Linked DNA regions of Mus musculus: all the other regions are linked to region 3. A link is a loop called in an ENCODE intact Hi-C map of the cell type or tissue named here. Cell type or tissue: left cerebral cortex. All regions are shown on one strand. Each heading gives the region's core, and the rest is flanking DNA. Links, peaks and the distances in the headings are about the cores only.

What was found. Hi-C counts contacts between places; a loop is a spot of excess contacts. Peaks named below come from ENCODE experiments on the same cell type or tissue, not always from the same donor. Only the 100,000 strongest peaks of a DNase experiment are listed, where the experiment ranks them.
Region 1: a loop joins it to region 3, with 9 times the contacts of the local background. A loop is called at or near these places in 9 of 42 quality-filtered maps.
Region 2: it touches region 3 in a loop (5-fold over the local background); 2 of 42 quality-filtered maps call a loop at or near these places.

What each region holds. Positions count from the first base shown.
Region 1 is chrX:111,047,750-111,058,776 of GRCm38, reverse strand. No RefSeq gene overlaps it. Among named protein-coding and RNA genes, the nearest start is that of Cylc1, 57 kb to the left of the region's middle. In left cerebral cortex, for the core only: a CTCF peak has its summit at 5,614 (motif pointing right); a DNase peak (open chromatin) is centred at 5,668.
Region 2 is chrX:110,833,642-110,844,668 of GRCm38, reverse strand. No RefSeq gene overlaps it. Among named protein-coding and RNA genes, the nearest start is that of Pou3f4, 25 kb to the right of the region's middle. In left cerebral cortex, for the core only: a CTCF peak has its summit at 7,002 (motif pointing right); no DNase peak of the experiment used is centred there.
Region 3 is chrX:109,728,533-109,739,559 of GRCm38, reverse strand. No RefSeq gene overlaps it. Among named protein-coding and RNA genes, the nearest start is that of Gm34521, 290 kb to the right of the region's middle. In left cerebral cortex, for the core only: a CTCF peak has its summit at 4,416 (motif pointing left); a DNase peak (open chromatin) is centred at 4,418.

The sequences.
Region 1 (11,027 bases), core at 2,543-7,542, 1.3 Mb before region 3:
TTTTTGAGATTATATTTTAGTTGCATTACTTCATTCCCTTTCCTTCCTCCAAGCCTTCCGCTCACCCCTCATTGCTCTCCTTCAAACTCGTGGCCTCCTTTTTAGACTAATCTTTATTTGATGCATATATATATACATACATATATATATGTGTGTGTGTGTGTGTGTGTGTGTGTGTGTGTATTTAACATTATCAGTCTGTAAAATGTTACTTGGGTGTTGTTTTCATGGCTGCCTCTTTGGTACTAAACAAACAATTGGTGTGCTCCTTCCTATATACCATTTACAATAGCCTAAATGTATCTTGGGATAAACCTAAGTAAGGATGTCAAAGACTTAAACAATGAAAAATTTAAAACACTAAAACATAAATTGAACTCAATAAATAATTTGAATTTGAATAAATCCAAAAAAGTAGAAAAGCCTCCTGTGTACATGGGTTGCTCATAATTAATGCTATGGAAATGGCCCTCCTATTAAAAGAAGCTATAGATTCCATATCAAAATTCCAGTGCAACTTTTCATAAAAGTTGAAAAAATATAATTTAGTATCATAAGAAAATATAAATGATTTAGGAAAGCATAAACATTCTTGAACAATAAAACAAAAGAACATTGCTGGGGGGGTGTCACTATCTCACATTTCAAGTTATACAGAAGAACTGTAGTAATAAAACCAACATGGTTCTGACACAGTAATCAATGGGATAGAATTCAGGACTCAAATATAATCCCACACTCTTCCAGCCATCTAACTTCTGACAAAGAGTTTAATATTACACACTGAGGAGAAGACAATATCTTTAACAAATGGGACTTTGATAGCTTGATATCCACATGCAGAATAATTAATTTAAATCCTTATACTTAACTCGGTATAAAATTAAACTCCAACATATGATCAGGCACCCTGAATTTTCTAGAGGAGAAACACTGAATACATTTGAATTCATTAGCACTGGAAAGGTCTTTCTGAACAGAATCTCAGCAGTGCAGTTGGACATGGAAGGACACATGGCTCTAGCTGCATATGTAGCAGAGGATGGCCTTGTTGGACATCAGTGGGAGGAGAGGCCCTTGGTCCTGGGAAGGGTCGATGTATGCCCCACTGTAGGGGAATGCCAGAGTGGTGAGGTTGGAGTGGGTGAATGGGCAGGTGGGGGAACACCTTTTTAGAAGCAGGGGAGGGAGGATAGAATAGGGGATTTCTGGAGGGGAAACTCGGAAAGGGGATATCATTTGAAATGTAAATAAAAAAATATATCCAATAAAAAGAATAACAATTAACAAATGGGACCACATGAAACTAAAATCTTCTGTACAGCAAAACCCATCATCATTCCAGTGTCAAGATATCCTAAGAATTGAAAAACATAATTTTACTACCTTCCTCTAACAGGGGGTTAGTATCTTGAATATGCAAAGAACAAACAAAAAACCAAACAAAAGAACAACAAAAACAAAACAGAATAGCTGGCTAAAATTAGGGCATTGAACTAAACAGAGTTGTGAAAAGATAAAATCCAAAGGCTAACAAACATTTAAAAATGTTCTGATGTCCTTAGTTGTAGGAAATGCAAATTAAGTGTACTTTGAGGTTCTATCCTGTTCAGCTTTAAAAGTCAAGGACACCTTGCCACTTGTGACAACATGAATGAAGTCATTGACCATTTCTCTAATTGAAATCAGCCACACTCAAAATCAAATATACCATCATACATATATCATCTAAAGTCACAGCCCCTTTTAAGCAAATTGTAATCTTCTAACACTACAACTTAAGTCTATTGAGTAAAACAAATTATAGTTTTCTGTTTAGTTAAATGATTAGGCTAAGAATTTAGATTTAGCTTCCTTTCACTTATTAAAATGTTCGATATACAAAGGTTATCAGCTGGTTTTTGGTTACTTTTAGAAAAGATTATCATGGCAGCCTAAAGATAGGGAAATGATCTTCATCAACCCTACATCTGATAGAAAACTAATATCCAAAATTTATAAAGAACTCAAGAAACTAGATACCAGGAATCCAAACAACCTGGTTAAAATATGGGGTACAGGGCTAAACAGAGAATTCTCACCAGAGGAATCTCTAATGGCAGAGAAGCACCTAAAGAATTGTTTTATAGAAGAGTAGGGGGAAGGATTGTGGACCCCAAACAGGGTGGGAACTCCACAGGAAGACCAACAGAGTCACCTAACCTGGACCCTTGGGGCTTTCAGAGACTGAAAGAACATACACGGACTGGACATACACGGACTGGACATAGCCCCCCCACCCCTGGCCCCACACGTATGTAGCAGATGTGCAGCTTGGTCTTCATGAGGATTCCCTAGCAACTGAAGTGGAGGCTATCCCTAAAGCTATTGCCTGTCTGTGGAATCCATTCTAACTCAGCTGCATTGTTTGGCATCAATGGGAGAAGCTCCTAGCACTGGAATGTGAGGTTGGAGGGATATGTGGGTGGGCTCTACCTTCTCAGAGCACAAAGGGAGAGGGGATGTGGGAGGGATCAGGCGGGGGCCTGTGGTTGGGATGTAAATTGAATAAATATATAAATTTAAAAAATATTATCCATTTAATAGCTTGTGTCTTGTGTGTGAGAATTTTTAGTCTGGTTGTACTTATACCATGTTAGGATTAGAGTTTACACTTTCCTTACATATTTAAATTTTCTGACTTACTAAGTGAATTTGTGGAAGAAATTTCATAGGATTTTGTGGTGTGTGTGTGTGTGTGTGTGTGTGTGTGTGTGTGTGTGTGTGTGTTGTCAGCACTAGCACAAGGTGCTGGTTAGAGAAACTTATAAACCTGATTCTTAGCAATTATTTTTTTGTATTTGTTAGTTAGCTGACCAATTTCAGAAAGCAAAGACTTTGGATTTGTTTTATTACACCTTGTGTAAAATGCTGTGACAAAGAATGTTTTGTTGTTGTTGTTGTTGTCTTGTTGGCTTTGTTTTGTTTCCTATGAAGGTTTGGGCCATGGTAGAATTGTCAAATCTCTTCTGACATAATCTGTGGGGCAATGATCATAGGTAATGACTTGGATATTTTGCACTTTAAATTTGTTTTAATTAATTATTTCAGAATTTTGTAAAATGTGTTTGCTTATAGTCAGCCCTGCACAAATTCACTCCCCTTATTCTTCCTATATATCTTTGTGTCTTCCTTTTTTGTTTTTGTTTTTTGTTTTTTGTTTTTTGTTTTTTGTTTTTTGTTTTTTGTTTTTTTCGAGACAGGGCTTCTCTGTGTAGCCCTGGCTGTCCTGGACTCACTTTGTAGACCAGGCTGGCCTCGAACTCAGAAATCCGCCTGCCTCTGCCTCTCAAGTGCTGAGATTAAAGGCGTGCGTCACCACTGCCCGGCCCTTCTTTCTTTTAAACTATCAAAACCAATTTGTGCTCCTCAAATAGTATTGTATATGAAATCTTCAACTTGAGTGTGATTCCACCTTAGAGAAAAACTGTCACTCCTTCTCAGCAACTAACAATTGCCACCCCCTCCCCCCCCAAAAAAACCCCAAAACCAAAGCAAAGCAAAGCAAAGCAAAACAAAACAAAACAAAACAAAACAAAGCAAAACAAAACTCTACTGCTAGGGACACTGTGTTGTGGCCACTTTCCATATCCATCCTGAATCTGGTGTGACTTATCCTTGCACAAGTTTTCTGTAGGATGCCATATGCATATTGCATTCTTCATGTGCCACTACATAGTTGTGTCTAGAAGACATGATTTCCTTGGAGTTATCCACAACCTTTTATAGTTTCTGTCTCCCTTCCATTATAATCCCCGAGCCTTAGAAGGAAGACATGTGATATATATGTTCTATTTAGGGCTGAGTATCCTATAGTCTCTCATTCTCTATACCTTTGCCAGTTTTGGGTCTCTATGGTGTTCACCATCTACTGTAAATGGAAACTTCTCAGATGAGTGTTGAGTGATACCTCAACCTAGGTAAAATGATATCATCAGGAACCTTTTAAATTCTGTGTCCTTTTAGCAGGAGAACAGTAACAGGTTTTCCTCTAGGGCCCCTTATACATCTAGCCATAGGTTTTTGATCTGACAGTGGGGCCAGGTATAGATTTCATTTTGTGGATAGAGTCTTAAAACTAGTAACTAGTTACCCCTGCAATGCTCATGCTGTTATTGTACCAGTCGACATATGTTTTCAAGGCAGTGATGACTGCCTTTTAATTTGCAGTGTTCACATCTGAATAGGACTGAAGATTACTTCCTCCTCCAACAGTTTGCATAGAATTTTCAAACACTATGCTAGACCTTAGGGATGAAACTTTGAAATGAATACCAGCTTTATTTCTCCATGTTCTAAACTCATTTAAAAACGTATTTATTTATTATTCACTTTACATCCCACTCCATGCCACCCTCCCAAGTCTCCTCCTCCCACAATCCTTTCCCCATCCTACCTCCCCTTTTCCTCTGAAAGGGTGGAAGGACCCTTAGGTATTCCCCTACCCTGGCGCTTCAAGTCTCTGTAAGGCGAGGCATAACTTCTCCTAAACTCATTTTTTATGTAATGATATTCATAGTTAAAATTATCTTAAAATTCCTAACAATAAAATTTTAAAATGTATATGTTTGATTTATGTTAAAATGATTCAGTGCTTAGTTTAGAAACATTTGAAACTATCTTCTAATTTTGTAGGATAAATATGGAGTTATAATAAATTAGCATAAGCAAGCTAATGATTAATTTTGATTGCATATTATTTTATGACGTTTTCCATAGTTATTTATTAAAATGATTTAAAATTATTAAAAAATGGTCAGGAAAACAATAAATATATCTAATGAATAAATTTAATGTTAGCTGAGTAATGAATATTAAGAAAACCAATTTGATTAATTTAAACACTCATAGAAAGAATCTACTCAAAACTTCTGATTATTTTGTTGCCACAGAAGTGGAAATTATATATTTAAGGACAAAGTAATGATGAGAGTATATTTTGCATATATAACACTGAGTTATACAACAGAAAAAAATTAGGCTCCTCTTTAAATGAAAATGACTGGGGGCTTTACAGGTTTTTAATCTTATCATCAACATAACTCAACACATTTGTTGGCTTATTATTAGTTGAAACACTGCAAATTTCATAAAATCATATCTAATTTTCTGTTCCATCTAGGACCTTATATTTTAGTGAGGGGAGGCAGGTTTTATGTATATAAACAATGTGAGCCAAACAAGGATAAATGTAAAAAATTATTTTAAAAGTTCTTTGGAGTTATAGAAAATAAATATATAACTGACTAGGAAAATATTTTAGGCCATGATAGAAAATATGAAAGTTGAAATATGTGGTAGGTAATGGATAAACTTTTAACAAGAGTTAGGGTCAGTTAGTGAGCAGTGAACTGAGGGCAAAAGAAATAGTATGAAGAGACAGCAGAAAGGAATGAGAATGATCATGCCACCAGGAAATTGCTGTTTATGACGGAAACAGTGTTCAGAAACAGACTTTAAACTGAAAACCAAATAGAGAAATAAAGGAGCAATTTCCTAGTATCTCAGTTTAGAAGTGGCTTTCAGAAACTAACATTTTCACTTGCTTTAATCCAAGTGTGATCCTACTCTGAAGACAGTAGAGGGCAGTCTGACACTTTCTACTGAGGATCAGAAAGTAAAATGTGTGTTTTTCCATTTTAATTCTCTCCGTGTGTCTCTCTGTCTCTCTGTGTGTCTCTCTCTTACACACACACACACACACACACACACACACACACACACACACAGATTACCACAGTAGTAATCGTTTTTGTCAGATAATGAACAAAACCTCTTTGACAAAAATTTTAGTTTCTTGGCTGAAGTTTTTTACTTTTTAGCTTGATTCCTCAGTCTCACATGATCTACTCAGAAATGCCATTTTACAAATTGAAAGATCTAGTCTTATTGTTTGCGCGTGAAAATGGCCTCAGAGTGAGTCCGTTATACAGTGAGTCAACGACAGGGCACCAAAACAACTGATTTCACAGAAAACTTATTTGATTTCAAAGACAAAAATGATATTTGCTCTATTTTATTTTATTTGGTTTTGCCACAGCATTTGAACACAAGCAGTATTCCATTGTAAGTTAAATCGATTGTTTCTTCCATAAGTAATAATAGTAATTACTTGTATATACATACGTGCTTTTAGATTTAATTCTTACAGAAAATCAATATGACAGACACTATACACATCAGTATCAGCATTTTACACATGGGCAGACTAAAACTCAGCTAGGATGAGTTTCTTGCCCAAATTATTAGTGTCTGGGTTTTACCAAACCAAAACTAAATTAGAAGCTAGAATTACTATTGTTTAGTTTCTTATCCGTGGTACTATGGTCATAAAGTTTCTTGGTTTATTAAAATGTAACACTTTCTATCACTTTGGAGACCTCCTAAAATAGTTTATTTTAACTATTTGCAGTCTCAGTGAGAAATAGCAGACAGTACTAACCAATAGAAAATAAAATCAACAGTTTTGCTTTAATATATTTGGACAACTTATTTGAGTATTTCCTGAAACCTAGGAAAATTTGCACATAAAGAAAAGCTGGCAGGTATTTTTGCTCTCTTTAATAATACCAAAGAGATAAATGAAGGTAGAATCTCAGTTATGTATTCAGATTCTTTTGTTCTCTATTTATGACATGAGACACAGCATATTTGTCCCCACATTTTTGGAGCAAAGTAGGACACTGGGAATACTGTTTGTTTAAAAGGAAAGGGCTGAATATTTATTAGTGAAAGTTACGATGCTTGCTTTAGCAATTCAACCCCAGTACTGCAAATATTGTCCTTGCCAGCACTTTAAAAAAATATTGATGATAGGAAATGCCAGCTCAGGATGGGGTGGATATATTTCTATTTAAATTGTTTCCCCTCCAACAATTCCCTTCCTTCTGGGAAAGATTCCAATTCTGACACTCTCCTGTGTTCTGGGGTGTAGAATCTTTCATTTGAGGAGCATCAAAAGCAATCCTAAGGGGCTCTTTAAAAAGGGACAGGAGCCTGGGAGGGAGACTTCAAAATGTTGGCAAGGAGACAAATAAAATACACTCCACTTTTAAATGAATGCAAAATATTGTGAAACTGTGTCTTAGAGATTATTCCCAATGTGCGTTTTAAAAAACATTGGCCTGTGCTCACAAAGAAGGGGGCATACTTACCCCTAACCTCTGAATAATAAGTATTCAAAATGTCCTTTTCATGAAGATTCTCATTCATAAGTTTAGGCTTGTCATTTTTATTAGCCAAGCAACATCTAAATGTCTTGGGAAAAGGGAAAATCAAAACCAATTTTTCCTGGTCCATTGTATTTTAAGTAAAAATAATTGAAATAATTATCTTTCATTCATAATTTGTAAAGTGTCTAAGAGATTTTGGTGTTGGGCTGGGGTTTAGAATTCACTTTTTAGAACATCTCATCTGAAACATGAGTGTAGAGAGTTGGTCAGTGAGAGTTGTTTTACAGCACCAAGTGAAGTACAGGGAAACTTGCATGTTCTTCTCCTCCCAATGATCCCATGCTTTTGATTTATTTAGTTATCATATCCATGTGACTGCCTCATCTACTAAGAAAATTTAGTTATGAAAATTCTCTTCAGTTCACCAGCAATACTGTATCATTTGAAAAGAAGGTAAATAACTACGCAAGAACAGCCTGTTTCCCCTCTAATTCACTCGGTTATAGCTTTTGATCTCTAGGGACCTAGTACTGTGTTTAGTAAGATTTTCATGGTCTCATTAAACTATTTGTTTGTGACAGTTTCTCTGGACACAACCTCATTTTATTTTTTTAAATTTAGATTTTTCTGTGAATGGGTGTGTATGCCATGACAAAAGTGTAGACATCAGAGGACAAATTGAAGGAGGTGATTTCCTTCCTTCTGCTATGTGGATTTCTTTTTTTAAAAAAATATTTTTTATTACATATTTTCCTCAATTACATTTCCAATGCTATCCCAAAAGTCCCCCATACCCTCCCCCCCATTTACCTACCCACCCATTCCCATTTTTTTGGCCCTGGCGTTCCCCTGTACTGGGATATATACAGGTTGCGAGTCCAATGGGCCTCTCTTTCCAGTGATGGCCGACTAGGCCATCTTTTGATACATATGCAGCTAGAGTCACAAGCTCTGGGGTACTGGGTAGTTCATAATGTTGTTCCCCCTATAGGGTTGCAGATCCCTTTAGCTCCTTGGCTACTTTCTCTAGCTCCTCCATTGGGAGCCCTGTGATCCATCCAATAGCTGACTGTGAGCATCCACTTCTGTGTTTGCTAGGCCCTGGCATTGTCTCACAAGAGACAGCTATATCTGGGACCTTTCAACAAAATCTTGCTAGTGTATGCAATGGTGTCAGCGTTTAGAAGCTGATTATGGGGTGGATCCCTGGATACCTGGATATGGCAGTCTCTAGATGGTCCATCCTTTCATCTCAGCTCCAAACTTTGTCTCTGTAACTCTTTCCATGGGTGTTTTGTTCCCAATTCTAAGAAGGGGCATAGTGTCCACACTTCAGTCTTCATTCTTCTAGAGTTTCATGTGTTTAGCAAATTGTATCTTATATCTTGGGTATCCTAGGTTTTGGGCTAATATCCACTTATCAGTGAGTACATATTGTGTGAGTTCCTTTGTGATTGGGTTACCTCACTCAGGATGATGCCCTCCAGGTCCATCCATTTGGCTAGGAATTTCATAAATTCATTCTTTTTAATAGCTGAGTAGTACTCCATTGTGTAAATGTACCACATTTTCTGGATTTCTAAGGTTGAATTCAGCTCATCAGGCTTGATAGGAAGAGTTATTACTCACTGAGTTATCTAGCTGGACCATGAGTGCAGATTTTAAAGTGAACTTCTAGAAGAAATGAAAACATTAGGGGGACTCGAGCCCCGGACTACCTTGCCAGCAGAGTCTTGCCCAACACCCGCAAGGGCCCACACAGGACTCCCCACGGGATCCTAAGACCTCTGGTGAGTGGAACACAGTGCCTGCCCCAATCCAATCGCGCGGAACCTGAGACTACGGTACATAGGGAAGCAGGCTACCCGGGCCTGATCTGGGGCACAAGCCCCTAACGCTCCACTCGAGCCCCGGGCTACCTTGCCAGCGGAGTTGCCTGACACCTGCAAGGGCCCACACAGGATTCCCACAGGGGATCCTAAGACCTCTAGTGAGTGGAACACAACTTCTGCCAGGAGTCTGGTTCGAACACCAGATATCTGGGTACCTTCCCTGCAAGAAGAGAGCTTGCCTGCAGAGAATACTCTGCCCACTGAAACTAAGGAGAGTGCTACCCTCCAGGTCTGCTTATAGAGGCTAACAGAGTCACCTGAAGAACAAGCTCTTAACAGTGAAAACTATAACAGCTAGCTTCAGAGATTACCAGATGGCGAAAGGCAAACGTAAGAATCCTACTAACAGAAATCAAGACCACTCACCATCATCAGAACGCAGCACTCCCACCCCACCTAGTCCTGGGCACCCCAACACAACCGAAAATCAAGACACAGATTTAAAAACATTTCTCATGATGATGATAGAGGACATCAAGAAGGACTTTCATAAGTCACTTAAAGAATTTCAGGAGAGCACTGCCAAAGAGTTACAGGCCCTTAAAGAAAAGCAGGAAAACACAACCAAACAGGTAGAAGTCCTTAAAGAAAAACAGGAAAACACATCCAAACAGGTGATGGAAATGAACAAAACCATACTAGAACTAAAAGGGGAAGTAGAAACAATAAAGAAAACCCAAAGCGAGGCAACGCTGGAGATAGAAACCCTAGGAAAGAGATCTGGAACCATAGATGCGAGCATCAGCAACAGAATACAAGAAATGGAAGAGAGAATCTCAGGTGCAGAAGATTCCATAGAGAACATCGACACAACAGTCAAAGAAAATACAAAATGCAAAAGGATCCTAACTCAAAACATCCAGGTAATCCAGGACACAATGAGAAGACCAAACCTACGGATAATAGGAATTGATGAGAATGAAGATTTTCAACTTAAAGGGCCAGCTAATATCTTCAACAAAATAATAGAAGAAAACTTCCCAAACATAAAGAAAGAGATGCCCATGATCATACAAGAAGCCTACAGAACTCCAAATAGACTGGACCAGAAAAGAAATTCCTCCCGACACATAATAATCAGAACAACAAATGCACTAAATAAAGATAGAATATTAAAAGCAGTAAGGGAGAAAGGTCAAGTAACATATAAAGGAAGGCCTATCAGAATTACACCAGACTTTTCACCAGAGACTATGAAAGCCAGAAGAGCCTGGACAGATGTTATACAGACACTAAGAGAACACAAATGCCAGCCCAGGCTACTATAACCGGCCAAACTCTCAATTACCATAGATGGAGAAACCAAAGTATTCCACTATAAAACCAAATTCACACAATATCTTTCCATGAATCCAGCCCTTCAAAGGATAATAACAGAAAAGAAGCAATACAAGGACGGAAATCATGCCCTAGAACAAGCAAGAAAGTAATCACTCAACAAACCAAAAAGAAGACAGCCACAAGAACAGAATGCCAACTCTAACAACAAAAATAAAAGGAAGCAACAATTACTTTTCCTTAATATCTCTTAATATCAATGGACTCAATTCCCCAATAAAAAGACATAGACTAACAGACTGGCTACACAAACAGGACCCAACATTCTGCTGCTTACAGGAAACCCATCTCAGGGAAAAAGACAGACACTACCTCAGAGTGAAAGGCTGGAAAACAATTTTCCAAGCAAATGGACTGAAGAAACAAGCTGGAGTAGCCATTTTAATATAGGATAAAATCGACTTCCAACCCAAAGTTATCAAAAAAGACAAGGAGGGACACTTCATACTCATCAAAGGTAAAATCCTCCAAGAGGAACTCTCAATTCTGAATATCTACGCACCAAATGCAAGGACAGCCACATACATTAAAGACACTTTAGTAAAGCTCAAAGCACACATTGCACCTCACACAATAATAGTGGGAG
Region 2 (11,027 bases), core at 4,038-9,037, 1.1 Mb before region 3:
ATGTGGAAGCTGAACAACACTCTATTCAATGATAACTTGGTCAAGGATGAAATAAAGAAAGAAATCAAAGACTTGTTGGAACTTAATGACAATGAAGCCACAACATACCTGTCCTAGTCGGGGTTTCTATTCCTGCACAAACATCATGACCAAGAAGCAAGTTGGGGAGGAAAGGGTTTATTCAGCTTACACTTCCATACTGTTGTTCATCACCAAGGAAGTGAGGACTGGAACTCTAGCAGGTCAGGAAGCAGGAGCTGATGCAGAGGCCATGGAGTGATGTTCTTTACTGGCTTGCTTCCCCTGGCTTGCTCAGCCTGCTTTCTTATAGAACTGAAGACTACCAACCCAAAGATGGTACCACCCACAAGGGGCCTTTCTCCCTTGATCACTAATTGAGAAAATGCCTTACAGCTGGACCTCATGGAGGCATGTACCCAACTGAAGCTCCTTTCTCTGTGATAATCAAAATCAGGGCTGAAATCAACCAAATGGAAACAAAAAGAACTATACAAAGAATACAAAGAATACCCAAACCAGGAGCAGTTTTTTTTTGTTGTTTGTTTGTTTGTTGGTTGGTTGGTTGCTTGGTTGGTTGGTTTTTTATTTTTTTGAGAAAATCAACAAGATAGATAAAACCCTTAGCCAGACTAACGAGAGGGCACCTAGACAGTATCCTAATTAACAAAATTAGAAATGAAAATGGAGACATAACAACAGAACCTGAGGAAATCCAAAGCATCATCAGATCCTTCTACAAAAGGCTATATTCAAAAAAACTGCAAAACCTGGACAAAATGAACAAATACCTAGACAGATGCCAGGTACCAAAAAAATCAGGATCAGATTAATAATCTAAACAGTCCCATATCCCCTAAAAAATAGCAGTAGTCATTAATAGTCTCCAAACCCCAAAAAAGCCCAGGATGAGATAGGTTTAGTGCAGAGTTCTATTAGACCTTCAAAGAAGACCTAATTCCAATTCTCCTCAATCTATTTCACAAAATAGAAACAGAAAATACTAATTACTCTGATACCTAAACCATATAAAGGCCCAACAAAGAAAGAGAACTTCAGACCAATTTCACTTATGAATATCGATGCAAAAACACTCAATAAAATCCTTGCAAACTGAATCCAAGAACACATCAAAACAATCAGCCATCATGATCATGTAGGCTTAATCCAAGGGATGCAGGGATGGTTTAATATATGGAAATCAACATAATCTACTATATAAACAAACTCAAAGACAAAAACCACGTGATCATCTCTTTAGCTGCTGAGAAAGTATTTGACAAAATCCAACACCCATTCAACACAAAAGTCTTGGAAAGATCAGGAATTCAAGGCCCATACTTAAACATAATCAATGCAATGTACGGCAAACCAGTAGCCAACATCAAACTAAATGGAGAGAAACTTGAAGCAATCCCACTAAAATCAGGGACTAGACAAGGCTGCCCACTTTCTCCCTACCTATTCAATATAGCATTAGAAGTCCTAGCCAGAGAAATTAGACAACAAAAGGAGATCAAGGGGATTCAAATTGGAAAGGAAGAAGTCAAAATATCACTATTTTCAGATGACATGATAGTATATATAAGTAACCCTAAAAATTCCATCAGAGAACTCCTAAACCTGATAAACAGCTTAAGTGCAGTGGCTGGATATAAAATTAACTCAAACAAATCAGTAGCCTTTCTCTACACAAAGGATAAAACAGGCTGAGAAAGAAATTAGGGAAACAAAACCCTTCACAATCATCACAAATAATATAAAATACCTTGGTGTGATTGTAATTAAGGAAGTGAAAGATCTGTATGATAAGAACTCCAAGTCTCTGAAAAAAAGAAATCAAAGAACATCTCAGATGACGGAAAGATCGCCCATACTCATGTATTGGCAGGATTAATATAGTAAAAATGGATATCTTCCCCAAAGCAATCCTCAGATTCAATTCAATCCCCATCAAAATTCCAACTCAATTCTACACTGAGTCAGAAAGTGCAATTTGCAAATTCATCTGGAATAACAAAAAACCTAGGATAGTAAAAATTGTTCTCGACCATAAAAGAACCTCTGGTGGAATCACCATGCCTGACCTCAAGCTGGACTACAGAGCAACTGTGATAAACACTGCATAGTACTGGTACAGTGGCAGACAGGCAGATCAATGGAATAGAATTGAATACCCAGGAATGAATCCATACACCTGTGGTCACTTGATCTTTGACAAAGGAGCTAAAACCATCCAGTGGAAAAAAGAGAGCATTTTCAACAAATGGTGCTACCACAACCGGTGGTTATCATTAGAAGAATGCAAATTAATCCATTCTTGTCTTCTTGTACAAATCTGAAGTCTAAGTGGATCAAAGAACTCCACATAAAACCAGAGACACTGAAACATAGGGAGAAAGTGGGGAAAACCCTCAAAGATATGGACACAGGGAAAAAATTCCTGAACAGATCAACAATGGCTTTTGCTGTAAGATCGAGTATCAACAAATGAGACCTCATAAAATTGCAAAGCTTCTGTAAGGCAAAAGACACTGCCAATAAGACAAAAAGGCCGCCAACATATTGGGAAAGGACCTTTACCAATCCTAAATCAGATAGGGGACTAATATCCAATATATATAAAAACTCAAGAAGTTAAACTCCAGAAAAACAAATAAACCTATTTAAAAGTGGGGTACAGTTAAACCTCCTTAATCTTCAGGGAATGCAAATCAAAATAACCCTGAGATTCCACCTCACACCAGTCAGAATGGCTGAGATCAAAAATTCATGTGACAGCAGATGCTGGCGAGGATGTGGAGAAAGAGGAGCACTCCTCCATTGTTGGTAAGATTGCAAGCTGGTACAACCACTCTGGAAATCAGTCTGACACTTCCTCAGAAAACTGGACATAGTACTACTGGAAGATCCAGCAATACCTCTCCTGGGCATAAACCCAGAAAATTCTCCAACTTGTAATAAGGACATATACTCCACTCTTTTCATAGCAGCCTTATTTATAATATCCAGAAGCTGTAAAGGTCCCAGATGTCCCTCAACAAAAGATTGGATACAGAAAACATGGTACATTTACACAATGGGGTACTACTCAGCTATTAAAACAATGAATTTATGAAATTCTCAAGCAAATGGATGTATCTGAAAGATATCATCCTGAGTGAGGTAACCAAATAAAAAAGAACACACATGGTAGGCACTCACTGATAAGTGGATATTAGCCCAGAAACTTAGAACACCCAAAATACAATTTGCAAAACACATGAAACTCAAGAATCAGGAAGGCCAAAGTGTGGATACTTCGTTCTTTCTTAGAATGGGGGAAAAATACCCATGGAAGGAGTTACAGAGACAAAGTTTAGATCTGAGTTGGAAGGAAGGACCATCCAGAGACTCCCCCAGTTGGGGATCCATCCCATTAACAACCACCAAACTCAGACATTACTACATATGCCAGCAAGATTTCCTGACAGGACCCTGATATATCTATCTCTTGTGAGGCTATGCCAATTCCTGGCAAATACAGAAGTGGATGGTCACAGTCATGTATTGGATGGAACACAGCGCCCCCAATGAAGGAGCTAGAGAAAGTATCCAAGGAGCTAAAGGGTCTGCAAACCTATAGGAGGAACAACAATATGAACTAACCAATACCCTCCAGAGCTTTTGTCTCTAGTTGTGTATGTAGCAGAGGATGGCTCAGTTGGCCATCAATGGGAGGGGACGCCCTTGGTCTTGTGAAGGTTATATGCTCCAGTACATGTGAATGCCAGGGCCAGGAAGCAGGAGTGGGTGGTTTGGGGAGCAGGGTGGGGGAATGGTATAGGGGACTTTCAGTATAATATTTGAAATGTAAATTGAGAAAATATCTCATGAAAAATAAATAAAATAAATAAATCTTCTCTATGAACAAGGCATACCACCCCTTGGCATATGTCCTTAAAACCTGACATTCTATGTACCACTGATACCTGCTCAGCTATGTTCATTGCAACTCTGTTCACAATAACTAGGACATAGAAACAACTTAAATGCCCTTCATTTGACTAATGATGATGAATAATGAAAATGTGATAAGCATATACTATGTAAAACTTGTCAGCTGAAAAAAATCATGAAACTTCCAAGTAAATGGTTGTTACTAGAACATATCATACTGTGAGAGGTAACTCAGAGTCAGTAAGACAAATGTTGTATGTTCTTTCTTATATGAGGCTCTTAGCTCAAAATCTTCATATGTGAATTCATATTCTAGAATAACTAGAAACCAGGAAAGTAGAAAGGGGACATTACCAATGTAAGAGGTGGGGTGGAGAAGCTATAAAAAAAAAAGAAATAACAGGATTCAAGGGATCTGTTAGGTAATGTGGGCAAAACACAGTGGGGAGCTAATTAAGAAGGTGGGAGAAGAATACAGATGAAGGAGCGAGGAGGGTAAAATAGCAGTAAGGATAACTTAAAAGTCAGAAAGAAGCATACTATTAACTGTCTCACTAAATACCATATATATATTATATATATATATATATATATACACATATATATATACACACATACACACACACACACACACACACACACACACACATATATATATATATATATATATATATATATATATATATATGCATGTAATGTATTTTCTCATGTGTCCTGACAATGCTCCCTCCAAGATCCAAAAAACATCTAAGAAAATCCAGAATATGAAGCATGAGAACCTCTCTTTTGACTTGTTATTTAGGGTTGTCTAAAATAGTCTCCAAATATAGACTCCTGTTGTCCTTGGTTGCCTCCAAGAGGTGGAAGGTAATCCCTTACTCCTGAAGACAGCTTGTAGCTCAGAGCCAAGGCCCAGAGGCCTCTGAGCTGGAACTGACAATGAAAGCCTACTCTTCAAGCACTAGTGTTCAAGGTATTATAAAGCATCATGCAAGCTTACAAACAAGGGAAGCAGGCAACAGTCCTATCCAGTTATGGCACCTATGAACCAAAATAATGATAAATGTGCTATGTTGACTCTAAGAATGCAGTAGTGGCATGCATACCTTGGTAGTAAACAACCATTCTCTGAGTTGACTTAAGATCAATTAAACAAGAGGGAAATCATCTCATACTGGGATTCCAGCCAACTATACAGAGATAATAAGTTCATGAATCTTGTAGGAGAATATACAGTTATCAATCTACTAAACAACCTTAATCTTTAACTACATTCTAAATGTTTGTCATTATAAACAAAGGTATGTTTAGTCCTCAGCCTCACCAAGGAAACACCTCTTTGCAACAGAAGACCATTACAGAAAACCAGAAGCAAAGAAAGAAAGAAAGAAAGAAAGAAAGAAAGAAAGAAAGAAAGAAAGAAAGAAGGAAGGAAGGAAGGAAGGAAGGAAGGAAGGAAGGAAGGAAGAGGAAGAAAGGAAGGAAGGAATAAAACATAGTTTTGTGGTCAACTCCCAGTTGATACATCTACAAAATATTTCTCACACCTAAGACTCTAAGCATCAATGGTGAAAATGGTGCAGGGAAGAGATTATAAGAGCCAGAGGAACATAGAGTTTGCTGTCAGATTGTATCTCCTAGGAATGTCAGAAGCCACATTCATAATGTCTCATCAAAATAATTGCCTAAGCATGAACTGGACAAGGACAAGAATAAAAATTCTAATGTGAAATTTTAATAAGGCTCAGGAAGCCTCAACCCTACACAAAGAGCTACAGGCAATTAAGAAATGCCAAATGGCATAGAAACATATACATACATGAACATTATACAGATGGAGTGTACTTCTGCATTTAGTAGTGTGTATGTAGCAATTATTGAAAAAAAAAAGAGGCCTTGAGTTTGAAAGAGAGCAAGGAAGAGACTATGGGAGGGAAGGGAGAAAGGAAAGGAGAGGGGGAAGTGACCTAATTATATTATCATCTCAAAACAAAAAAAAATATGAATAGATAAGACAGCTCTCTAAATATATTAAATTCCTTCAAAATAAAAGATGCTATCATTATTAGATACCACAAATAAGATTACTGGATACCATAGATTCAATTCATGAAACCATTTTCTTGGTTGTGGGACAAACTTCTTTCAGTTTCATCGTTGGTTGATGTGTCCTCGAGTAAAATAGTTAAAATTTTGGTGCCTCCATTTCAAAAATATAAAATAGAACTAGTTGAGATAATCCTACCATTTCTTTTGTAAGATCTTATAAAGATGAATTAATTTAATATATAAAAATTGCATTTAAATGTTATATTTCATAATTGTCCAGTTTCTTTATTTTACATGGCCATTGACTAAAAATCTAAAGAAAATGATACAGCATGTTTAATTAATGTGATCACAGAGCTTATGTTAAAATCTTTTACTGACACCAGCACTGAATTTTCAATATAAGATTACTAGCAGTATTAGCTGTTAAGTCTATATTTCCCATGTTTATTAAATCAAGCAATGCATAGTTCAAGGTAGTAAACTTGCTTCATCAAAGTAAAAGGTAATAGTAATACCCTGCTGGATTTTTGGCAGCATTTGAACTTCAAGTAAATAATCTAACAAGCTGGATTTTAGTAATGAGTTCAGCACTATAGGTTTTATAATTCTGTGTTTGATTTTGTGCCCCCAAAAGCTATAACTATAAATTAATGCAGAAACAATCATTGTTTAAATGAAATTATACATGTAATCAATCTACCATAATTTGTGGAATAAATATATATTCAATAAGATAAAGCTATTATTATTATTGAAATGTGCTGAAATGTTAATGACAAGGAAATCATTCAGTTTTCTTTTCACTGGGTCATCTCTTGGGAGATATTGGAACTGAAACACTTTTCAAAGAATCCAGATAATCTATTATCATGCTGCATTTTACAGCTGAATAAATCAGTAGCTGTTACCTATTCAGGAAGAAAGTGAAGAAAAGAATGTTATGAGAAAGGTCATGGATGTGAATTTTATGGACAGTTTTATGGAAAAGCCATTAGATGGCAACAGCAGTTCACAGAGTTGTTCTGCTATTTAGTATTTCACCAGGAGTTACTGACTGCCAGCCGAAAATCATAGGAAGCCCTGGCTTCAAGGCCTATGAAAGGCCGTAATACCTGTTTAGGAACATAGAAAGAACTAAATAAATGATATGTGCAAGCCTTCTCCAGCCTAATTTTGCAATTGGGAAAGTAAGAGAAAGTGACACTTCAAGGTTACTTGAGTAATTCTTTTTGTCTGTTTTTGGTTCAGTAGAAATTACAATATCTGAAAAATCTCTCAGAACACTCTGACTCTCTGCCTTTTTGAAAGATTGTTGAACCCTATGAAGAAAGCTTCAGATACAAAATAATATTGATCATGATTCCCTCCTTTTCTCTTAAAAGCACAGCCCAATGCAGCTTAAACAACACTGGAGACAAATACCACGCCAAAAGGAAGCCTCACCTATCTTTGGTCATACTATCTCAGCCCCCTCTCTTCTTTCTGCTAACACGTGTTTCTGCAAGGAACTCTCAGAAACCATGCCCTTTCCTATAGAGAAGAGATGCTTTTCAAGAATTTCTTCTCATAGAAGAATTGCTTCTCTATCTTCTCTAACAGCTTTTAATCTATTATCAAATAAACTTCTTAGTTCTTTAAACAATTCTTTGATACTATCTTCTGGGATGTTCAGAAACATTACAATTTGTCAGAATCATCATTGGTATTCAGAGTAATGATACATTGGTTTATCAGTTCTCCTTTTTCCATTTTTGTTAATAAGCCTATATAGCCAAATATTTTTGCCAGGTACATTATAATATCATCAGATTGTGTTTACAGTGTATCTGAGTTTTTCCTTTACTTTAGCTTATGAAATGTTCAGTGAATATCATGCTTAGAATGTGGAGGTGTTATTTGGGTTATCTTCTTGTCTTCCTTCGATCCACCATGGAATATTGATACCTTGAATAACCACTGGTTTGAGAAAAAAGTGGGGAATGTTAAAAACATATAAATCATATTCGTGATATATTCAAATTCAATCAATGAAAAAGTATTGGTCAGAGGCTGAGCAAATGATTCAGAGGTCTATGAAAGAGAGGTATAAATTATATTTCAGTTCACTGGCCTTGAAGGATGGCTTGCTTATTACAAAGCATCACTGCAACAATAGTCAATTAATACATCAAGTAAGGCCTTCAGTAGTTGACTATTGAGCACAAGTGCAGAAATTTCCAGAGAGTAGTGGTTGGTGTAGGCTGACAGGATTTTTTCGTTTTTTTTTACATTGAAAGAAATTGTTTTTTTTTTTATTTTGATTTAGACAAATACCTCAATAGCCTATATTTATACATCTTTCTTTTTGCTAAGTCTCAACCATGTGAAATTTTCCACATGCTTTAGATGTCTTTTTAAAGATTCCCTGCTGGACTGTTTACTCCATGTAGTATATTCTTCACTAATAATATACAAACTAACAACTTACTCAGATGGGAAATGAAAGGGAGTAGAAAAATTCAGACTTTTCTGAAATCTATTTTGAATTTTACAAATTCTCAATAGCACTTCTGCAGAAATTGGCTCTAAGATATTTCCCTCCAGCTTTACTGTTTCACTTATGTACAAGAATTGTATTTTAGAACAAATTGTCTTTTCCAAATCCCACCAAATTCCTGACAATGGATCCAAGGGAAAAAAATTAACAAGATTGATAGCTGTGGGGGTTAGAACATTAGAGCCAAATTGTCAAGGAATCACAATTAGGTTTCTTTTTTTGCATTTATTTTTCAGCTGCAACTAGTTATGGGTCCCCACAGTGCACCTGCACTTTGCCACTGAATATCCTAAAAAAGGCAAGTGGCCAATTATGTTGGCAAGTGGCTAATTATGCACACCAGGAGCCAATTGCAGAATCAAAAATGTACACCCTAAAACAGGAAGACCTCTTTAACATGTTGAGTCTTAGGGTGACATACATACTGTGTATTTATCATTTAATAAAAGAGGCAACAATCGTGATCAGATATCAACAAACATTTATTTATGCACATACTTATATATGTAGGTATTTATTTATAACTATGGTGTAGTAATCATTTTGCCATATGCTTTGCCAATATCAAGATGAAATAGAATGTTTCTGTCCTCAAAAAAACAACAAACAAACAAAAACTAGAGTCTGCTAAGATACGGCTTGTAAATATGAAACAAAGCTAATAATTAGAGGTAGTGTGTTAGAGGCTGGCTTTTTTACAAAATAGATTTACAACGGAATGAAATAAACAAGTGGTTTACCTTTCCTTTCTTTCTCAGTGTTGGGGAACAAATTGAGAGTGCCATATATCTGATCTCCAGCCCAAGATTGTGTTCTGAATGAACAGTTTTCTGTGCCCTTTCTTGAATAGTTTCTGGGTCATCCATTCCCCAAACTTACCCACAGGGTTTTTGACTAGACTCAATAAAACAGGATTCAGAAGCCCCAGATTTTACCACACAAGAGAAAGATGGATCTAGAGTCACTTCTCCATATAACATTTACTTTTATTGGAACATTTTCTAATTTTGTTTATTGCTCCAGGGTTTATAATTTTTACAAAACTATATTTGGATTGTGAAGAAGAATACAAATTTCTTATTTTACAGTTCTTGACATTGAATAGAGAGTATTTTGTCTGTCATTTAGAAGGGATGAAAATAATTAAAATATTAAATCTAGGACAGGAAACCCCACACTTGAGAAGCCATAGGCTTCTTTAAATTTTAATTTTCAAATGTCAAATCCAAAAGTATTTTGCTATTTGCCCCATCATTGGTTTAATCCAAACGTCTCAATTAGTATGACAATAAACCTATAATTGCTAGCAGTTCTCCTAAATCTTCTGGGTTATCAGGGGCTACATTATCATACAATTCTGAGTTTTCCCCCTGTAATTCCATATCCCAACAGCATCCAATGGGGACGATTTATAAAGCTAGTAGTACCAAGAGATTTCAAATTGAGTATTTTAACCATTTCCTTAATTCACTTGTTCTTCTTTAGAAATGTAAATAGTCCAAGGGAGAAAAAATGAGTTTAAAGTTTAGGTCTCTTTTGGACTGCTTCGATTTACAAGTCACTGTGGAAAATAGGACATACAATGTTTGTACTTGAGCATTGGTGAGCTTACAACAACGTGACACCCATGTTTCTAATGCAAGTAAACTTAATAATATAGTTCAACATTTTTATGGCAAAGACAAAGTTCCCATAAAACTTTATATACATTGATTGCAGATGAAAAATTAAACAAACACTTTTTGACCATGTTAAGTGTAAAAAGTTATCTGGGAGAAGCAGAGAATGGATGAGGCACTGGGAGAAGGGTGATATAAACTGAGGCACAGAAGAGAGGAAAGAAGATAGAAAGAACAAAGACTAATTTATTATTGTTTTGAAAGGTTTCTTTTTGACAGAGGCATTATACTATATGGGATTTATTCTATTATATTTATTATATTATACTTATAGTGTATTATATGGGATTTAGCTGTACATTATGTTTTTCTCCTTACCCCAAACTGCTAATAGAGTGTAAGAGCGTTATCTTCTTGGCCAATCCAGTATCAAGCACATAGTACACATTAAAGAAAAAGTTGAATGAGAAACATTGCAGAAATCTGTTCAAACTATAGATGGTGAGTGACTTTGCATTCATTTTTATTATTTAGTTTTAAGTCATTGGAAGATCAGAATATTATGTTACAATTAGTAGACAAATGTTCTTTGACTTTTCAGTATGTATCAGTCTCTGTAGTAGGCAGCACTACACTGAATGAAGACACATACAAACTGGGAGAGTCATAGTTCTGTAATAGAGATAAACAATGTATTTGTTTATGCAAATATATTGCATGTATAGAAATATATATAAGATGTGCTTCACTTTACCGTGTATCTTCTTTGTTGATACAGCTTTTCTTTTTACTTTTGTCTTTCTTGTTTTGTAAAGTTAAGATTTTTGAACTCAGGGCTAAGGAAAAAAAAAAAAAAAAACTAG
Region 3 (11,027 bases), core at 2,407-7,406:
ATAGAAGAAAAATCCTAAAATATTGGATTAAATACAATCATGCATATAGAACATTCTCCCCCTTCCCCAAAGCAGCATGATCAGAGAAATTCTACATGTCCTATTGTAATTATGTTTCCAAAAGTCATTTAAAAAAAAAAGATTTTAAAATTTCTAAGAGAAAAGTGTCAAGTCATTTATTAAGAAAAACACTACAGAATAACGGAAAATACTTGATAAGCCAGGAGGAGATGAAATGACAGAATTCATTGTTGTGATAAAATGCATACTGACTTAGATTACATAGAAGTACATACAGCTACAAAAGTAATACTTCAAATAAAAAAAAGTAAAATCTCACCATGAAGAGCATAAACTGAAGAAATTTTTAACACTAAGTCAGTGTTGAAGAAGATAATTAAATCCTGCAAGAAAAGTGATATGTGGGGAATGGGGGCAGAAATAAGGGGGAGGGGGAGCGAGGTAGGGTGAACTAAAATAAATAGTATATACAAAACTCTTATGAAAGACTACTCTTTTAGAAGTCATTTTAAAATATAAGCTTTAAAAAATAAGAATTAGAAGAGATATTCTCTCTTCTGTGGGGCATTTTCAAGATTAATGTTTCATATAGGGAGTCCCTGGGCAAGTGGTCCTGGAATGTATTAGAAAGCAAACTGAGGAAACCAGGGTTAGTGGGACACAAGCCAGTAAGCAGTATTCCTACATAGTTTTTACTTCAGGTCCTGCCTTCAGGTTTCTGTCCATGCTTCACTCAGGGATAGACTTATCAGTTTTAAAATGTAGTAAATCCTTTCCTCCCCTAGTTGCTTCTTGTCATAATGTTTTATTGCAGCAATAGAAACTATAACCAAGAAAATGGCCAGTATAAGATTTGATTCTTAGAGTATGATGTTTGCTTTATGAGACATTCCTTCTGCTGATTATGTATCTGTGATACAACAAACAACTTTTTGCATAATAGGCATAAATATCTCTAGATGAGCCACCTGAGAGGCAAGAAAAATGGTCTCTATTAAAGAATTACACGCAAAAATATAAACACTGCCCTAAGTAGAGCTAAGGACACCATTTTAAACATGATTCTAGAAACTCATGAATAAATTTTAAACCATTCTTAATAGTGCTGTGTTTTTTATGATAGCTAACTTCTAAGGCTTTAGAAGTCAGTAAGAGAAATTTTCTTTCAATTTTAAGTCATGCTTCCAGAAGAATATTTAGAGGGCTTTTCATCCACAGGCAGGCAGAGCCAAAGTAGTTATTCATCTGAGAATTCGCAGCACCACTGTAACTTCCAATTAGCAAAACATACATTAAAAGCTGCTGTAAACCACTCTAGGAAGCCAGCTGATGGCTGTGATTAATGGCTGTGCATCTAAAACTATTGCACACAGGTCTTAACAGAGCTATTTGTAAATTGTCAACACAAACTCACACAACCTCAGCTTATCAATCAAGAAAGTCTGCACTGGAGTTGGTTAATTACAGCCCTCTTCTCTGGCACCAAAATGTGCATGATATTTCTCAATGACTGAAAAATGCCAAAGACCAGAGAGGATGCTAATTTGAAAGCAAAATCTTACAATTGAAATATCCTTGTTTCTGCTTGTTAGGTATCATGAATAGAAACATAGGTCTAATTTAAGCATATATAGACCCTTCATTTCCAATTTTATGGTCTTTCTTTTGTTATACATGTCCTCATAAAATGTTTTGTTGCTATAGTAATACTTTTCAATGTTATAAAAATCAAAGCACATGAGAATGGCATTTGTAGATCTCACACTTACCTTGGGTTTCTTATTAAGTTATCTTAAAAACAACAACTATCATGCAATTTTGGACTCACATGTAAGCATTTTCTTGAGCGTATGTTTTCCTCTAGGGGAAAACAAAAGAAACGTTATCTTTTGTAATCCTTGGCACACCATTTGCAGCCTCTACAGAAAGAACATCCGTTTTGTGTGACATACTCCTACTAACTTGCCAATACATTGGTGTGCATTTTTCATATGATTTAATCACAACATAGTAAGGTAGGTAAGGAAAATATGGCAATACAGACAAAAATAATAACAATAAAACATGATACAACAAAGGATTTGTATTCTGATTAATAGAACCATTCACTGTGGAATATGGCTATAAAATATTTGTTTACACTTTAGTAATATCTAAAAGCCTTGTTAAAAAATTAAAATTATTAGTTAAAATTGAATCTTTTTTCAGAAATTAATTATAGTTATAATTCCTTTATTTCCATGAAATTTATAGGTATGTAAGTCTGAAAACTTGTAAATTAATAGTCTTTGTTAATAAATTTGAGAAACTAATTTTTTTAACTAAAGATTTGGAATACTTTTAAACAGAAATTTTAAGCAGTCATTTTAGTATCTATAACCTCATACACATATGATAATGGATTTACATGATAAATGTTAAAGTGCTACAATTGCAGAAAATTTAAATGGTTTGCAAATAAGAAAAATAAATATAAGAAATATTTTCTATTTCACATATTAAATTAACCTCAAAAGACATATTTGAGAAACTGTCAAACAACTTTTTAAATACAGGTTCTGCTGTCAAAACTAATGCAATTCATAGTCTTGAGATATATTCTTTCCTTTCCTAGTGTCTCTAGCTTCTACTATGAAGGGATATTGAGTTTTGTCAAAGACCTTTTCTGCATATATTGATATATTCATGTGATTCCTGTCATGTTATAATTGGAGATAAATTATATAAGGGGCTGTTAGCATTTAATAGTGTTTGGAGGGTGAAGTGTCATTTTCTTCAGTAATGTAGCTAATAATAAGATTCTCCTGTTCCAACAAATAATCCCTTGCCCACACTCAGACAAGAAACTTATTAAAATCAGTGGACAGCACAAGCAATATGAAAGTATAACAGCAGGACCTGTTGAGAAGAAAGGTTTCAGAAGAAGTCAGTGGAAGATGGAAAAGGGGAATAGCAGTTAAAATGATAGCTAGAAATACATTATAAAGTATTAGAAATTTTAAGCAATCATTTTAGTATCTATAACCTCATACACATATGATAATTGATTTATATGATAAATGTTAAAGTGCTACAATTGCAGAAAATTTAAATGGTTTTAGAATAAGAAGAATAAATATTAGAAATATATATAAGAAGTATAAGAAATATAAAACTGTACAACAATGAAGCATCACAATACAAATCTACTCCCAAGTGGAAAAAAAAAAAGCAACATAGTTTAAATAAAGGAAAATGGCATCACATAAATGGAGTGTTGCATTTAGGCAAAGAAGAGAGAGCTCTAAAAATATATCCATAATATCATTTTGAACAGTTTATCAGATCTGTTATACAGCATAAAATATGTTCCTGTTCCCTATGGGGGCTGAGTCATGGCCTTGCAACTCAGATGCAGTGTTTTGTGGTCCCAAGTTATCACATTCTTACTTCTCCTCCCATGAAAATTACATGTCTTGTAGGCAATGTGTTTTGGGTCTTGCCAGATCATATAGTTTAATGGAATGCTTATGTGTTTCTCTGTTTCAAATATTTACATTTTCATGAAATAATTTTGAAGAGAATTCCCTAAAGAGATTCTTGTAATAAGAAGAAATTTAGATTTGAGAGTTTTTTGCCCCATGAATCCTACCATCTGTCTGTTTGCCTACTTCACATAAGCTGTTGTTGACCCTCATAAGTCTCCATTGACTGAGATTGAAGTGTCTTTCCACTGGGTTAATAACAGAAGTCAAGTAAAGCACAATTTGATTTTGGCATCTGTTTAGAAACATGGTATTCAACAATAAACAGATCATTGGAAACAAAGAAACAGTATGCTATTTAAAACAAAAGCTTAGCTCTTATTTTGCCAAGAAATGTCCTGCTAAGTCTGAAAAGTGATTATCTGAACTCTGAGCAGTTACTCCAGATGACCACAGACCTATTTTTCCTTAAATCACCAGTTAAATATCCAGGCTCTGTATAACAACACTTAAGACATTCATAATTTATTTGTTTGTCTAAAGCACTCTGACGTATCTTGCCATTTAGTCCAGTTGAGACAGGTTTCTCAGAAGCTTTTCTCAATCCCTCCAAAACACGTCACCACATCGAGGAAACTTTGAGATCTAACATGATTTCACCTCTAGCAAATGTGTAGATGGCTGAGCTCTTAATGAGTCAAGACAAAGGTCTTCCTTATAATTGACACACAGAACCGTTTGTTAATGGATTCTAAATCCTGCCAAGTTCTCCTGCTAAGCTATTCATGTGTATAACAAATGTAAATTCTGAGAGGGCAAAAAGTAGCTAGAGTGCTAGAAATTTTTACAAGTTAAAATAAAACAAAATGAAATAACCTCTAAATTACATTCTACTATAGGGCTCCCAACTCAAGAACTACTACTGCCCTCTCCTGGCCAAAAGTGAAACAGTTTTATGGTTTTATGCTATCTAGCTACTACCTGATATCACTCAAGTATGATAATGTTAAAACATTTTGTGACACTTTCTAAAAAGTAGCATCTGTAGGGACATGTTAGGAAACACAGAAACCAGGCCATGATTTCTACTGACTCTATATGAATATCAATATTTTTCCAGGTGCACTAGCTTTTCTATGAGTTCATAAGTAAGTTGCAGTGTAGCAACGTTGTCCAAACATAAGATATTGAATAATATAAAAGGGTTCATGTCATTTCCAATGTGCTTGTGGGAAAATAGTTTATGAGTATGGATAAATTAAAATATGGAAACCTAGTTAAAAGCAGTTTTCTCACAGCAGCTTTCATTCTTTCAATTAACAGTCACATTTCTTGCATCAATATATGCAATGCTTTGTTGCAATGAAGAACCCTACAAGAAAAGTATATGCTTGCATGATGTCAATACAAGCACTCAAAAGAACACGCATTTACACACACACACACACACACACACACACACACAGTAAAAGCAATTTTTTTCTTTTTAAAATATTTTTATTAGGTATTTCCCTCATTTCCAATGCTATCCCAAAAGTCCCCCATACCCTCCCCCACACTCCCCTACCCACCCACTCCCACTTCTTGTCCCTGGTGTTCCCCTGTACTAGGGCATATAAAGTTTGCATGACCAGTGGGCCTCTCTTTCCAGTGATGGCCAACTAGGCCATCTTTTGATACATATGCAGCTAGAGACAAGAGCTCCGGGGTACTGGTTAGTTCCTATTTTTGTTCCACCTATAGGGTTGCAGATCCCTTTAGCTCCTTGGGTACTTTCTCTAGTTCCTCCATTGGAGGCCCTGTGATCCATCCAATAGCTAATTGTGAGCATCCACTTCTGTGTGTGCTAGGCACCGGCATAGTCTCACAAGTGACAGCTATATCAGGGTCCTTTCAGCAAAATCTTGCTAGTGTATGCAATGGTGTAAACGTTTGGAGACTGATTATGGGATGGATCCCTGGATATGGCAGTCTCTAGATGGTCCATCCATTTGTAAAAGCTCCAAACTTTGTCTCTGTAACTCCTTCCATGGGTGTTTTGTTCCCAATTCTAAGAAGGGACAAAGTGTCCTATCTTTTCCAAAATAATTGTTTTGAGAAGTCGCATTCATATCCTTGAGCCATTTGAAAATTTCACTCTAGAAATGAGAATAGTAAGAGCCACAAACACATTTTATTACTTTCTAGATACATCTCTTTTGCTTTATTTTCATAGGCATATATTCATTGCACATAGTGATGTATTTCTTTTTGTTTGTTTGTTTTCAAGTATTTCTTAAAGACATTTTCATGCAAGTATAACATAACATTTGATTATATTTCCTTCCTATATTATGCTCTTTTATCCCACTCCTGTCCTCCAAAATCCCCTTTGTGTGTGTGTGTGTGTATATATATATATATAAATAAAAAATCATTTAACACTGTCCTTCTGAGTCTGCCTTATTCCCTATATGATTATCCCAGTTAAAATCATTTTCCTTCAAATAGCAAAAAAATATTCCTTGTGACTGAGTGAAAATCTAGTGTTTATGTACAATTATAAATATAACTTAGATTTCTAGTTTTTATTATATTCATGTGTGCAGATAACATAATCTACTGTGCACCTATAGCAATCTGATGACAACTTGTTGAACTTGGATTTTTCCATAATGTAGGTCCAGAGAATTAAATTCTGGTCATCAAACTGATGGCAAGCACCCCCACCTGCTGGTTTATCTCTCCTGTCATATACCACATTGTTTAGTTTATTTATGACCTCATGGATTCCATACTATTTTCATAAGTTGTCTACTTTGAAAATTGCAACAACAAATATATGGGTACAATAGCTCTGTGTATGGTGACTGAGAGTGCTGTAGATATGTGTCTATGTCATGTGGCAGCTCTGTTTTCACTGTGTTGGTCTTGTTTGGGTGTGTTTATATGGATGTCTGTGTGTACGTACCGGTGTGAACAGACAGTTTCTTATGTATATAAGTGGAAGTGCATATATGTGCATACCAATGTACAGGCTAGAAAGAAACTCTGCATGTCAATCTCAGGAATTTCATCCACTTCCTGTGAGTCAGTCTTTCACTGGCATGGGGCTCACTAATTATGCTTTGCTGACAGCAAATCTCAGTGATCATTCTGTCTTCATCTCCTCAGTATTTAGATTGTAGGTGTGTACTACTAAAACGAGTAGTTTTAAATTTTTTATTATCTTTTTATTTTTTAACTTTTTTCCTTCTCTCATATATTACATTTTGACTGCAGTTTTCCCTCCATCCATATTATTCTCCCTGTCCCTCCTACCAATATCCCCCCCTGCCAGATCACCTCTTCTGTTTCCTTTCAAGAAAAATCAACAACAACAACAAACAAACAAACAACAAAAAAGAGTAGGCCTCCCAGGGATATCCACTCAATACAGAATAACAAGTTAGAGTCCAGCTAGATGTGAAAGTCATATTTACAGATAGACTCACAGATAGCTGAGGCAACCAGAAGGAGGAAATGGGTTCCAAGCATAAGTAAAAGAGTCAGAGACAACCTCAATCCCCCTTTTGGGAGTCCCATATGTACACCAAATATAATGTCTATGCAGAGGACCTAAATCAGAACCATACAGGGTCCATGTTTGTCTCTTCAGTTTCTGTGAGTCTCTATGAGCTCTGCTTACTTGATTCTGTTAGCCATGATCTTGTTGTATGCTCAAGTCCTCTGGCTCCCACAATAATTCTTCCCTCTCTTCTGCTTGGTTCCTCTAACTCTGCATAGTGTTTAGCTCTGCGTATCTCCATCTGCTCCCATGAATTGCTTGGTGAAGCCTCTCTGATAATAAGGGGCTAGACTCTGATCTTTGAGTATAGCAGCAGCAGCATTAGTCATTCCATTGCCTTTTTTATTTAATTCTATTCAGAGTCTCTGGATTGTCCTGTCTCATGTCCCTGGCCATCTAGGCAATGTCAGGTGAGGACTCCCTCTTGGAGTATGGGGAACATGTTGGACCAGTCATAGGCTGGCCACTTTCACAAGTTCTCTGCTACCATTTTCCCAGTATGTCCATCAGGCAGAAAAAAAAAATTGTAGGTCAAAAATTTTGTGGCTGGGTTGATGTTCCAATCCCATTACTAGGAATCCTGCCTGGTTATAGAGGATGTCCAGCTCAGATTTGTACCCCCTATTACTAGGAGATTTTGCTAAGTTTATTCTTGTAGGTTCCAGGGAGTTTCCGTTGCACTTAGGTTTGTATATAAATCCCCAAATTTCCTCTCCCATTCCAGTAATCTCACTTAGTACTATTTCCCTCTATCTTTTCCACTCTACTCCCTACCTGATCCTCAAGGCCCATCTATGCTACTCTTGGGCATATATCCACAAGAAGCTCCATCCTACCACAAGTCCACTTACTTAGCCATTTTCCCAGTAGCTTTATGCATAATAGCCAGAAACTGCAAACAACCTAGATGTCCCTCAACTGAAAAATGGAAAGAAAACATGGTACATTCACACTATAGATTATTAAAAATGACATCAGGAAATTTGCAGGCAGATAGATGGAACTGGAAAAATTAGTCCTATGTGAGGGAACCCAAACCCATAAAGGCAAACATGGTATGTATTCATTTATAAGAGGGTGCTGGGAACTAAAAAGGGGGGCCCTGGGGAAGAGGGGGAAGGGAAAAGGCCCACACCCTGCCAGAGTTCCACCTATTCTCTGGTCAGTCAGGCATGGGAGGGCTGCTAACTACATTCCACTCATCCCTGGGTGGGCATTCCTCTATCCCACTCTTCAGGGGGTGTCCAAGGGGCAGCCCTATCTGGGATTTCCAGAGCTACCTTGCTAAAGCCCTGGAGTTATAAGAGAGAGAGATGAGGGAAGAGAGGCTCCCAACACAGGCAAGAGTGTGTGCAGCCTTGATGAACAGAGACTCTCTATGGTTTTAGACCTTTATTATAGAAATGCAGGGAGAAAGAGAGAAGGGAGAGAGAGAGAGAGAGAGAGAGAGAGAGAGAGAGAGAGAGAGAGAAGAGGGGAGGAGGAGAGAGGAGAGGAGAGGAGAGGAGAGGAGAGGAGAGGAGAGGGAAGAAGACAAAGATAGAGGAGAGAGGAGAGAAGACAAAGAGAGGGGAGAGAGGATGAGAGTGAGGGGCAAGAAGCAAGAGAGACAAGTAAGAGAGCAAGGTGGGGCTGAACAGCCCTTTTTATGGTCTTCGCAATTGCTAGGTAACTGGAGAGGAGTTTAGCATGAAGGTCAGAAGCTTGGGCCATTGCCTACTTGACTACTGACCATGCTTCTCTTGTGGAGGCTGTGGGGGGCAGTAACTTAGGCAGAAGCCAGAGTTCTGGGAGCATGAGGGAATGCCTATCGTGTCATGAAGGTAAAATATCATCACTCTCAGGGTTCAGACCTCAGCTCAACTGGAGATCAGCCTGCAATTCCCCACAAATGGACATTAGCTGTAAAGGAAAGGACAGTCATACTTCAATTAAGAAATCCAAAGAGGTTAAGTAACAAGGAGGGCACAAGGGGGGCACACATAGCTCTTCCTGGGAGAAGGAAATAGAATGTATTTTTTTGGATAGACTGACAGCAGGTGAGGGAAAAGGCCAGTAGTTTTTAAAATTAATATATTTATTCTCTGAGAAATTCACATGCATATATAATATATTTTAATCATATCTTCACCATTCCCTCCTCTCATTTCCCATGAAACTCTGCTGATAAGTGACTCGCTCTAATCCTCAGCTTCAAGTTCTCTTTGATTTTTAGAAGCCTTTGCATCCAATTAGTGTTGTCTATGTGTGCAATGGCATTGGATCATCCACTGCAGCATGGGCGATCTACTTGTAACCACATTCTGAAAGAAAAATGGCTCTTCCTTCCCCAGCGACCATTAATTGCTAACAACTCATCAAATGGATAATGGCCTCATGAGCTCTTTCCCCATCCATGCTGGATTTTAACTGTATTCTTCTTGTACAGGCAACCACGGGTGATGTTAGTTTTCAAGTTTAACAGCCATGTCACATTCAGAAGACAGCATTTTATAACAATCAGTCCCAGTCTCTGGATCTTACATTCTTTTTTCCTTTTCTTTCATGATATTCCCTGCGACTTTTTATAAAGACCCTATATGGGGCTGGGAACTCACTATCAGAATTCTCTGAAAGCTAAAAATATATCTACCATATGACTCAGCTTTACCACTCCTTGGGCTATGCCCAAAGAACATGGTTTTCTGCTCTAAAGATACTTGCTCAGTTGTGTTCATTGATACTGTAATCAGAATAGCTAGAAAATGAAAATACCGTAAATGTCCTTCAACCAATAAATGAATAATGAAAATGTGTGTGTGTGTTAAGTATATATATATATATATATATATATATATATATATATATAGGAATGATATTTAGCTCTAAAGAAAAATGAAATCATGAACATTGCAGGTAAGTGTATGGGAATTGAAAAGATCATATGGAGTAAGGCAATACAGACCCAGAAGATCAAAATTTACTTGTTCTCTTTTACTAGAGATACTAACACCAAATCTTCAGATGTGAGTATATATCCTGGAGTTAACAACAGAAGCTAGGAAAGTAAAAATGGACCATTGCTGGGGTAGGTGGTTGATAATTCTAGACAGAATACTAGCACAGTCCATGTGATCTGATCTAAGCAATTGAAGAAAAGGATGCTGTCATTAGAAGGGAGTAAATACAGAAGAGGTAGGGAAAGACAATATTAAGAATGTCTGGAAATGTCAGGAAGAACCATACTATTAACTATCTAAAAACTAAAGCCTATAATATACGTAAAGTATTATAATATATGGTGTGATATAATACACTCTCTATAAAAATAAATGTAGTTTAAATGAACTTTTCTCATATGGGATGACAATACTTCCAAAACACTAACACCAAGTATGAGAAGTTCCTTTTTGAACTACTTGTCAGAGTTGTTCAAGAAAGTCACAAACAACCAGCCTATTGTTATTCCCTAGGTTCCTGCTAGAGATGTAAGGTAAGTTCCTGTTGTTTAAAAGCATCATATATTTCAGACATAGGGCCCAGAGACCCTTGAGCTGGTACTTTCCCAAATTCCCCCTCCTTGTGGGCTAGCTTTGATATTATTAGAATGTGTCATGCAAGCTTCAAAAGGAGAAAGACAACCAAGACTCCTATGATATCTATGAACCACATAAATGACCAGCACAGCACAATAACTCTAAGGATACAGTAGATCCATCCATATAACAGCTCACTAATTGTATTTAAGAGCTGGTCAACAAGGGGGAAATCATGCCTGTAACTGGAAACAGGCAACAACTGTGAGCTTGTTTATCTGGAAGAGACATGTAACCATAACATAACTACTTAACTAAACCACCACAATCCTTAGCTCTATTATAAATATCTGTCCTTATATCCAATAATAAGTGAAGTCCTTACTTGTTAGTAAGGAAACTTCTTTTTGCAACAGATGGAAGTCACAACCAATTTAAAATGCAAAGATACTGGAGCACAGTCCCAATGCATACATCTAT